Regions from separate parts of the Homo sapiens genome. Here region 2 is linked to region 1. A link is an interaction called in ENCODE POLR2A ChIA-PET data of the cell type or tissue named here. Cell type or tissue: A673. All regions are shown on one strand. Region 1 overlaps SLAMF8 (SLAM family member 8). Region 2 overlaps IGSF9 (immunoglobulin superfamily member 9).

Region 1 (4,000 bases):
CTTCTGGGACACACCCACCATAGTGAGGGCTCAGTGACTCCTCCTTGCTGACTCCCTTTCTCCACCTTGGGACAAGCCAGCTCCGACAGCCTGGCATGGAAATGACCACGGAGCCCTGGTCAGTCGGGTAGTTCTTTCAGGGGCAGGGCATCCTGCGGCAGAGGAAGGGACTGAGCTGTATGTAGAGCTTAGAACCAGGTCTGATCTTGGAGTTTCCCCTTCCTTCCTCTTCTCAAGAAGGCAACCCTATCAGCCACTGGCCAGGGAGTAGCTTATCTTAGGGAGCCATTTTGTAGAAATCTCAGGCAAGAAGGGGTTCGGAGTCATTTAGACTCCCACTCAACAATGTTTGTCGATACCAGCTATGTTTCAGGAAGAGTTGTGTTCTGGGAACCACTGACATGCCCAGTGTTGACCCAGCATCCTCCTTTTAAGGGCTCAGAATTCAGTGGGGAAGTAAATGTAAGTAGTTCTCTGATTGGGGTAAGCAATGGAGATTGAAGAAAGGATGTTAATCAGCCTGAGTATTGGGGCAATCAGGGAAGGCTTTCTGGAGCAAGCACACCTTGAAGACTGAGTATGAGATAGCCACATGAAGGGGGGAGGCTGGGTGGGAAATCATGGAAAGTGTGTTCCAGGCAGAGGGAATACAATGTACAAAGGTCTGCAGATGGATGTGAGAGAACAGTTCATTTGGAGAACCACATAAGAGACTTCAAGTAGTTGAGTCTGGTTGTAAACCAAGATATGAGCTAGAGAAGGCCAAGAGATGAGGTGGGAGAGGTAGGAAGGGGCAGACCATCTGAAGCCTAAATAGGAGGAGGTCCAAGACCCCCTCCTCCCCAGGAACTCCACTTCCTCCACCTACCTCCTGCACCTGCAGGACTCCTACCTGAGCAGGGGCACCAGTGCCAGGCAGAGAAGAGAGTAACCAGCATCAGGAGCAGCGAGACAGGCACCACCACCAGCAGCACATCTTTGTAGGAGGCCTTCCCTGGTGCTGAACATGGAGGGGTGGGGTTAGAGGTGGACTTGATGCTTCATAAGCCCTCAACCACTGACTGCTGGCCCTTAGCATACCTGCCTCATGATGACAGCTATCCCAGGGCGTGACTGTGGCCAAGTCCCAGCTGACAGGGTTGGAGACAATGCAGGAATAGGCCACATCTCTGTCTCCTGGTCCCAGGGAAATGCTCAGCACCTGTCCGTCTGTGAAGAGGCTGTGTGGTTCCATACCAAAGTCCATGGTTGTCTCCCGTCGCCAGCTATAGGTTATTTCGCTGATGTTGGGGGCCCAACAGGACAAGAAAACCTGGCAGGTCTTGGAGGGCTGAGCATCCCTTTCTACAGCAATGAACACTTGTACCACGGGCCTGGGCACTGCATCTGGGAAAGAAAAGTACAGCTGGTATGGGTCTCAGGGATGCTGGGCAGGGCCCACATCTCTGGCTCTGGGATCTACCCAGGGTTAGATGCCACCTCTGGCTAGGCCTCTCTTGTTCCAAAATCTTGTCTGGCTTTCCACTGCCCACAGGACAGAAGCTGAATTCCTTAGCTTGATATTCAAAACCTTTCAGGAAACGATTCATGCCCATCTCTCCAGCTGTACCTCCTGCTGCTTCTCCCTGCTCATCCTAATTAATTTGCAGTTTTCCCAAACATGTCATGCTCTTGAATATCTTTCATGCTTTCACATAATTCATCTGCGCACACAGATGCCTTTCCCTTCTTGTCCTCCTAGAAAACTTCTACCCATCCTTCAAGGCCCAGCTTGAACACATTGCTTAATGCCTTGACTGTGAAGCCTTCCCAGGCATGGCTCTGAGCTCTCCAAGCACTCTATCTCTTTTTGTAGTATTTCTCTCACAATATGTCAGTCAGTCAACAAGAGATGACAAGCATTTATTAAGTCAGGCAAGAAAACAAACACATTCCTAGCCTTCTGGAGCTTACAGTTTGGTGAGAAAGACAAATACAAAATGATTATGAATAATTAATTAAATAATTATGAGGGTGCAAAATGCTGTGAAGGAGGGGCCCAGAGGTGGGGGCTCTGTCTTGTTAGCTTAGTAAACTTAGCTCTGTAGTGCTGGCAAATAGTGGGTGCTCGATATCTGGTCACTGAACAAACTGATATCCTGGTGTCCTAGCCATGGATTCCCCTTTCTATACAGGTTGATGAGTAAATCCTGAGTCTCAGTGGAAATGAGGCCAGTGGGAGAGCATTCTGGTGACAACAGGAGGGCTCAGTCTCTGACAGCATTCCAAAGTCAAGCAGAGAAAAACCTCGTTAATGCCAGTTCAGTCTGGTGGGATTTGTGATATGAAAGAGAAATGATTTGCTGGGCACACTAATAGTATAAACAAAGATTACAGGGGGGATATTTACATCACTTAAGAGGACAAGCTGCTTCCAAACACGATCAAGCACAGTAGAAACACCCATTGACATTTCTAGTAACTGATCTGCTAATTCAAATCGTTCTTATCTATTGTCAAAGCAGAACTCCTAAGGACGGCTGCTTGGCAGCTTCGTGCAATTAGTTCTAATCACGCTATGTATTTGGAAGCAATAAAACAGCAATTTCCTTAAAATCTGTAATTCAGCTGCTGAGAACAAGGCATTTTAGAGCTTAGTGGTGTGGGTGCTGCATGTATTATCACATTCAATGTCCTCATTTCACATGTGCGGCAGCTGAGACTCAGATCAGAGGAGGGGCTCCAGGGCTGCCTGTATGGTGGGGTAGGTTATTCACTACACAAGGACATTGGGCTAAGGGGGGTCACAGGGTAACAGGTGGCAGGGGGTGGGGGGTGCTGAAATCCAGCCAGCACTCTGCTTGCCAAGATGAGGCTCAGGGCTGCGTGCATCCAGAAAGGCACCTTGCAATTGCATCGGCACCCTGAGTGGCTCGCCCAAGGACAGCCAGTTAGCTGTCTCGGGGGGATTCAAGACATCTCCCCAATTTGCTTACAATCTTTATCTCCCTCATGGCTACCCTCTTCCCAGCTGCTACCTCTGCTTTCCATTCTTAAATCTGGACTCCCCTCTCTTCCACTCTATCTAAATTTCTAAGGTTTTACTGAAACAGTGATTTAGGGTCACCCATGCCTCTTTTCTAGCCCATTAGGTAGATAAATGAGAGCTGAAAGCCACTCTTTCTTGACCAGAAGACAAATGATGAAGGTGGTGGAGGTGGCTGTGGTGGAGGTGGAGGTGGAGTTGTTGGGAAACAAGGCCCACGCAGCCCCCAGTCCATGCAGCCAACCGAGGTGCTGAATGTAGCTGCGCGAATGGCTCTGCAGACCCATGCGAAGCAGAAGTCGCACCCAGCTGGGCCTGCCAACCCACGGAATTATGAGAAGTAAACATCGTTGTTGTTTTCAGTCAGTAAGTTTTGGGATGGTTTGTTTTGCAATGATGAATGACTGAGAGAACCCATGAATCATATATAGTTAAGATCTCTCTAAGAAGCCCTTTTAAGAAATGTGTAAATTCTATACTTTTAATTACAGTTTCATTATAATTTGATTTTTAAATAAACCCATTATGTCATAGTTTAGTATGGTACATCATTTTTTTTCCTTTAGACTAATGACACATAGTCTACACAGACTACATAGACTACATAGACTAGTGGCACATCTTATAGTCTATGATGATCCTTTAGAACTGAGGAAGCACAGGCCAGGCTCTGTCCTGGATGCCACTGCAAATGCCACTGCATTTCATCCTGTGGGTACTCTACATGGTAATATTACAATGCCCATTTACAAAGGAGAAAGGTGAAGGCCAGGGAGGCTAAGCATTGTGTCCAAGGCCACTGAGCCAAGAAAAGACTGAGCTAGAGTTCAGGCAAGCACTGTGAAATGGCAAAGCCTGGCTGCTGCAGCCAGGAGGAATTTTCTTAGACGTGACTGCCAGGGAGCAGCTGTTCCCTGAGTCGGCAACATGGTCAGAGACCAGAGCTTTCTGGAACCCAGCTCTCCCTGGCTGCTA
Region 2 (4,000 bases), 100 kb before region 1:
GGAGCCTGGAGTCAGGGGCTGCTGCAGCATCTTGAGGTGAGGTATTGGGCACCTGGGTTAGGGCCAGAGACAGAGAAGTAATTCAAGAGGTGACAAGCAGGGATACAAATGGTAAATGAGCAGAGTTAAACTGACTCCCCCAAACACACACACCATTCCTAGGCAGTGGAACTGCATGAATGGAGTTGCTCTTGATGGAACAGAGAGAATTTGGAAAGAAGAATGGGTCTCAGGGAGAGGATGAATTCTTGTTACATACAGGGGGAAGCTTCTGCTTCCACTCCCCAAAGCCCTGTAACAACGAGCCCTAAGATTCCAGAGAGCAGAGCTGGGAAGAGTTGTAGAGGTGACCTCAGGGTTCTGGGAAGACTGTGGGCTGAGGCCACCTTCCTCCCCTTGTGCATCCCACAGGACCCCCAGTCATCGTGGTGCCCCCCAAGAACAGCACAGTCAATGCCTCCCAGGATGTTTCATTGGCCTGCCATGCTGAGGCATACCCTGCTAACCTCACCTACAGCTGGTTCCAGGACAACATCAATGTCTTCCACATTAGGTGGGGTCACCCTCATTAGGAAGGTGGAGGTGGGGAATTCACAAACAGTCTCTGAAGAGCCGCTTGGCTGGGCAAGGCCTGGACCCCTCCTCACACATGCCACATTGCAGCCGCCTGCAGCCCCGGGTGCGGATCCTGGTGGACGGGAGCCTGCGGCTGCTGGCCACCCAGCCTGATGATGCCGGCTGCTACACCTGTGTGCCCAGCAATGGCCTCCTGCATCCACCCTCAGCCTCTGCCTACCTCACTGTGCTCTGTAAGCCTGACCCCAGCTTCTCCCTCAGCCTGCTCCCTTCCCCTGGGCCAGGCCAAGCCCCTCTCCCCCAACTTGCCACTACTTTCCCCCAGACCCAGCCCAGGTGACAGCTATGCCTCCTGAGACACCCCTGCCCATAGGCATGCCGGGGGTGATCCGCTGCCCGGTTCGTGCCAACCCCCCACTGCTCTTTGTCAGCTGGACCAAGGATGGAAAGGCCCTGCAGCTGGACAAGGTACAGGCTTGGGGCAGGGGAAGGAGGGTCTTAGCTTGGCGTTATTCTGCTCAGGACAGCAGGGTGGAGTTAGCTCGGTTTAATTCAGTTCAGTGACTGGGGACACACATCTTTTGTGAATTTAATTTGTGTTATAAGACATGTTGCATAGGAAACTACTTAAAACCCCTGAGGAAAAATTTCCATGGTTTAAAGTGGTGGTTTTGTGTCTTCTTTGGGGAAAGAAGAGAGATGATCTCTGGGGAAAATGATGGCAAAGAGTCAAGAAGGAGAACTGAAGTTTCTTTCGTGTGATGACTGGGAAATTGTGTGTCCCGGGGGAACACACACTTCTTACCAGGTGCTGTGTGGGGTAGTGGGTTGAGGGCAGGGGCAAGGAGGCATCCATCCTTAAAGTGGGCACCATCTGGGCAGAGGACAGCAACACTGTCTGGAAGGCCAGGGATGGAGCTCGTGCCTTCCTCTTAGGGTGGTTGAGGATAGACCAGCAACAGATTCTGGGACTTTGGTGATGGGCCTCAAAGAGGACACAGTCATTCCCTTGCAGAAACCAGGGTCAAGAGGCAGGAAGTAGTATAGTACGTTTATGGAATCATGGATCGTCCAATTGGGTGGGAGCCGGAGTGCCTGCAGGGACATGAATGGTGCAGAGAAAGCTGGAAAGACAGGTTAGCATCAAAAGGAAGAACTGGATGCCAAGTTACTATTGCCTCATTCCAAGGCAATTGGGATCTTTTGTCTGCAGAGACTATAAATTTTTGAGGCCTAGTATTGCATCTTTTCATCATAGTGTACCTGGGGCTTCTACAACAATAGTACTCAGTATATCTTTGTTGAATATTTAAGAAAAAAGTCTACAGGCAGTTGGAGCCACTGGAATTTGTTGAGCATTGGTGTGATAGGATCAGAGCTGTGATCAGGGGTTGAGCTTGCCCAGTGGAATGTAGCGGGAGATACTGGACATAGGAAGAGGGGTTCTGAAGCTGCTGAAATGGCCCAGGTGAGAGTTATGGAGTCTGATTTACAGAGGACATGAAGATGAATGGGCTCATGCTCTGACAAAAGGGACTTCCCAGGATGACTGGCTTAGTGAGTATTTCACCAGGGGGAGTGAGGGAACGTGAGGAGGCAGACTTCAGCAAGAAGGATGGCGGGCCCTTTAATAGAGAAATAGGAGCTGGTTTTGGGTGGAAGACTCTGAACTTAGTTGTGGAGTGCTGGGAAGAGAGCCAGGTGAAGTCCCAGCAGGCAGGAAGCCCCACGCGGCCCAACTACAGGGGTGGCCATTCACAGTGTATTTTCTGTGAGTGGCACCCCCTGGAGTTGTGCAGTCACAGCCTCACACTATTGGGAGGGGTCCCTCTGCAGGAAGGAAAGGAAGCACTGGAAATCAGAGAGGGGTCAGGCCTAGACATGGAGCTGCTGGAGTCTTCTGCACAGCTGTGGGTTTCTCATCCTGCCCCCTCTCTTGTACTGCCATCCCGGGCTTGTCTCTGCTGAGCTCCTCTCTCTAGCTGTCATCTTCTCTTCCTTCCAGTTCCCTGGCTGGTCCCAGGGCACAGAAGGCTCACTGATCATCGCCCTGGGGAACGAGGATGCCCTGGGAGAATACTCCTGCACCCCCTACAACAGTCTTGGTACCGCCGGGCCCTCTCCTGTGACCCGCGTGCTGCTCAAGGTTAGGCCGGGGGTGGGCGGGGGCCTGTGGTGACAGTGGGTCAGATGGCTGGAGATGGTGCTAAGGCCAGGCTGATGGGGGTGGGGTGGGGCAGACACATGGGGAGGGGTTTCCAAGTTTGTTTCCCATGGTGGCCACGGCAGCAGCTGCCTGATGCCATCCCAGAGGTTTCTGCAGAGGTGGTGCTCGGGAGGTGGGACATCAGTCACACACATCCAGAAGTAAGATATCCTGTTTGCCCCAACTCTCACTAACCTTGACCGTGCTGCCTCCCTCTCTGGGGCTCTGGGAGGAAGAATGTTCTGCAGAGGTTTGTACATCTCTGAGAGTCCTGCCTAAGCCTGCCAGCCCTTACTACACCACCATTTTCCTCCAGCCCCTACCCACTGGGGAACAGAAACAGAGCCAGAGAGGAATTGAGAGATGGAGAGAGAATGAGGTAGAGACAGGCTTGGTGAGTGTTTAGCTAGGGGGAGTGAGGGAGAGTGAGGTGAGACATGGCATGACAGGGAGCACAGAGAGAGGGAGTAGCCAGCCTTAGATGTAAGAGAGGGCCCCTCCCAATGCCAGATCTGGCTTGCAGGCTCCCCCAGCTTTTATAGAGCGGCCCAAGGAAGAATATTTCCAAGAAGTAGGGCGGGAGCTGCTCATCCCCTGCTCCGCCCAAGGGGACCCTCCTCCTGTTGTCTCTTGGACCAAGGTAAGGCTCCTGAGCCCGCTCTGCCTGTACCCACGCCCACTACACCCCTGCCTCTCGTGCCCCAGCCATTTTGTGGGAGGGAGGGTGTGGGAAGGAGAAGGCTGTCAGAGGCAGGGTGGGGAGGAACTGGAGCTGCCTGGAGAGATGAGGGGCGCCTTTGGTGAGGGGTGGCTGCGTGTGTCCTCAGGGCTCACCAGTGGTTCTGTAGGTGGGCCGGGGGCTGCAAGGCCAGGCCCAGGTGGACAGCAACAGCAGCCTCATCCTGCGACCATTGACCAAGGAGGCCCACGGGCACTGGGAATGCAGTGCCAGCAATGCTGTGGCCCGAGTGGCCACCTCCACGAACGTCTACGTGCTGGGTTAGTGGCTGGAGAGAGGGCCAGGGGCTGGGAGAAACTACTTGGGAATCGTTTTTGGAGGCCCAGAAAGAGGATCATGGGTGTGGGACCCCTGGGATGATGATGGGTGAAGGTCAGTGGCCCTGGGGCCCCTGCTACTCTGTACACTCCCTCAGGCCCTGACCACCATCCCTCCATTCCCCCCTGCCTAGGCACTAGCCCTCATGTTGTCACCAATGT

What was found. ChIA-PET counts read pairs that join two places held together with the same protein. Peaks named below come from ENCODE experiments on the same cell type or tissue, not always from the same donor. Only the 100,000 strongest peaks of a DNase experiment are listed, where the experiment ranks them.
Region 2: POLR2A ChIA-PET joins it to region 1 with 12 read pairs; 4 of 35 experiments call an interaction of 5 or more read pairs at or near these places.

Annotation. Positions count from the first base shown.
Region 1 is chr1:159,830,262-159,834,261 of GRCh38, reverse strand. SLAMF8 (SLAM family member 8) reads right to left here. Exons shown (of 5, transcript NM_020125.3): 3 at 1,081-1,386; 4 at 893-1,000. Among named protein-coding and RNA genes, the nearest start is that of SLAMF8, 5.4 kb to the right of the region's middle. In A673, no CTCF peak of the experiment used is centred here; a DNase peak (open chromatin) is centred at 2,391; H3K27ac peaks cover 620 bases.
Region 2 is chr1:159,931,234-159,935,233 of GRCh38, reverse strand. IGSF9 (immunoglobulin superfamily member 9) reads left to right here. Exons shown (of 21, transcript NM_001135050.2): 7 at 412-553; 8 at 664-809; 9 at 902-1,044; 10 at 2,582-2,722; 11 at 3,306-3,422; 12 at 3,631-3,781; 13 at 3,973-4,000. Among named protein-coding and RNA genes, the nearest start is that of TAGLN2, 7.7 kb to the right of the region's middle. RefSeq lists an enhancer at 1-256. In A673, a CTCF peak has its summit at 2,403; a DNase peak (open chromatin) is centred at 2,333.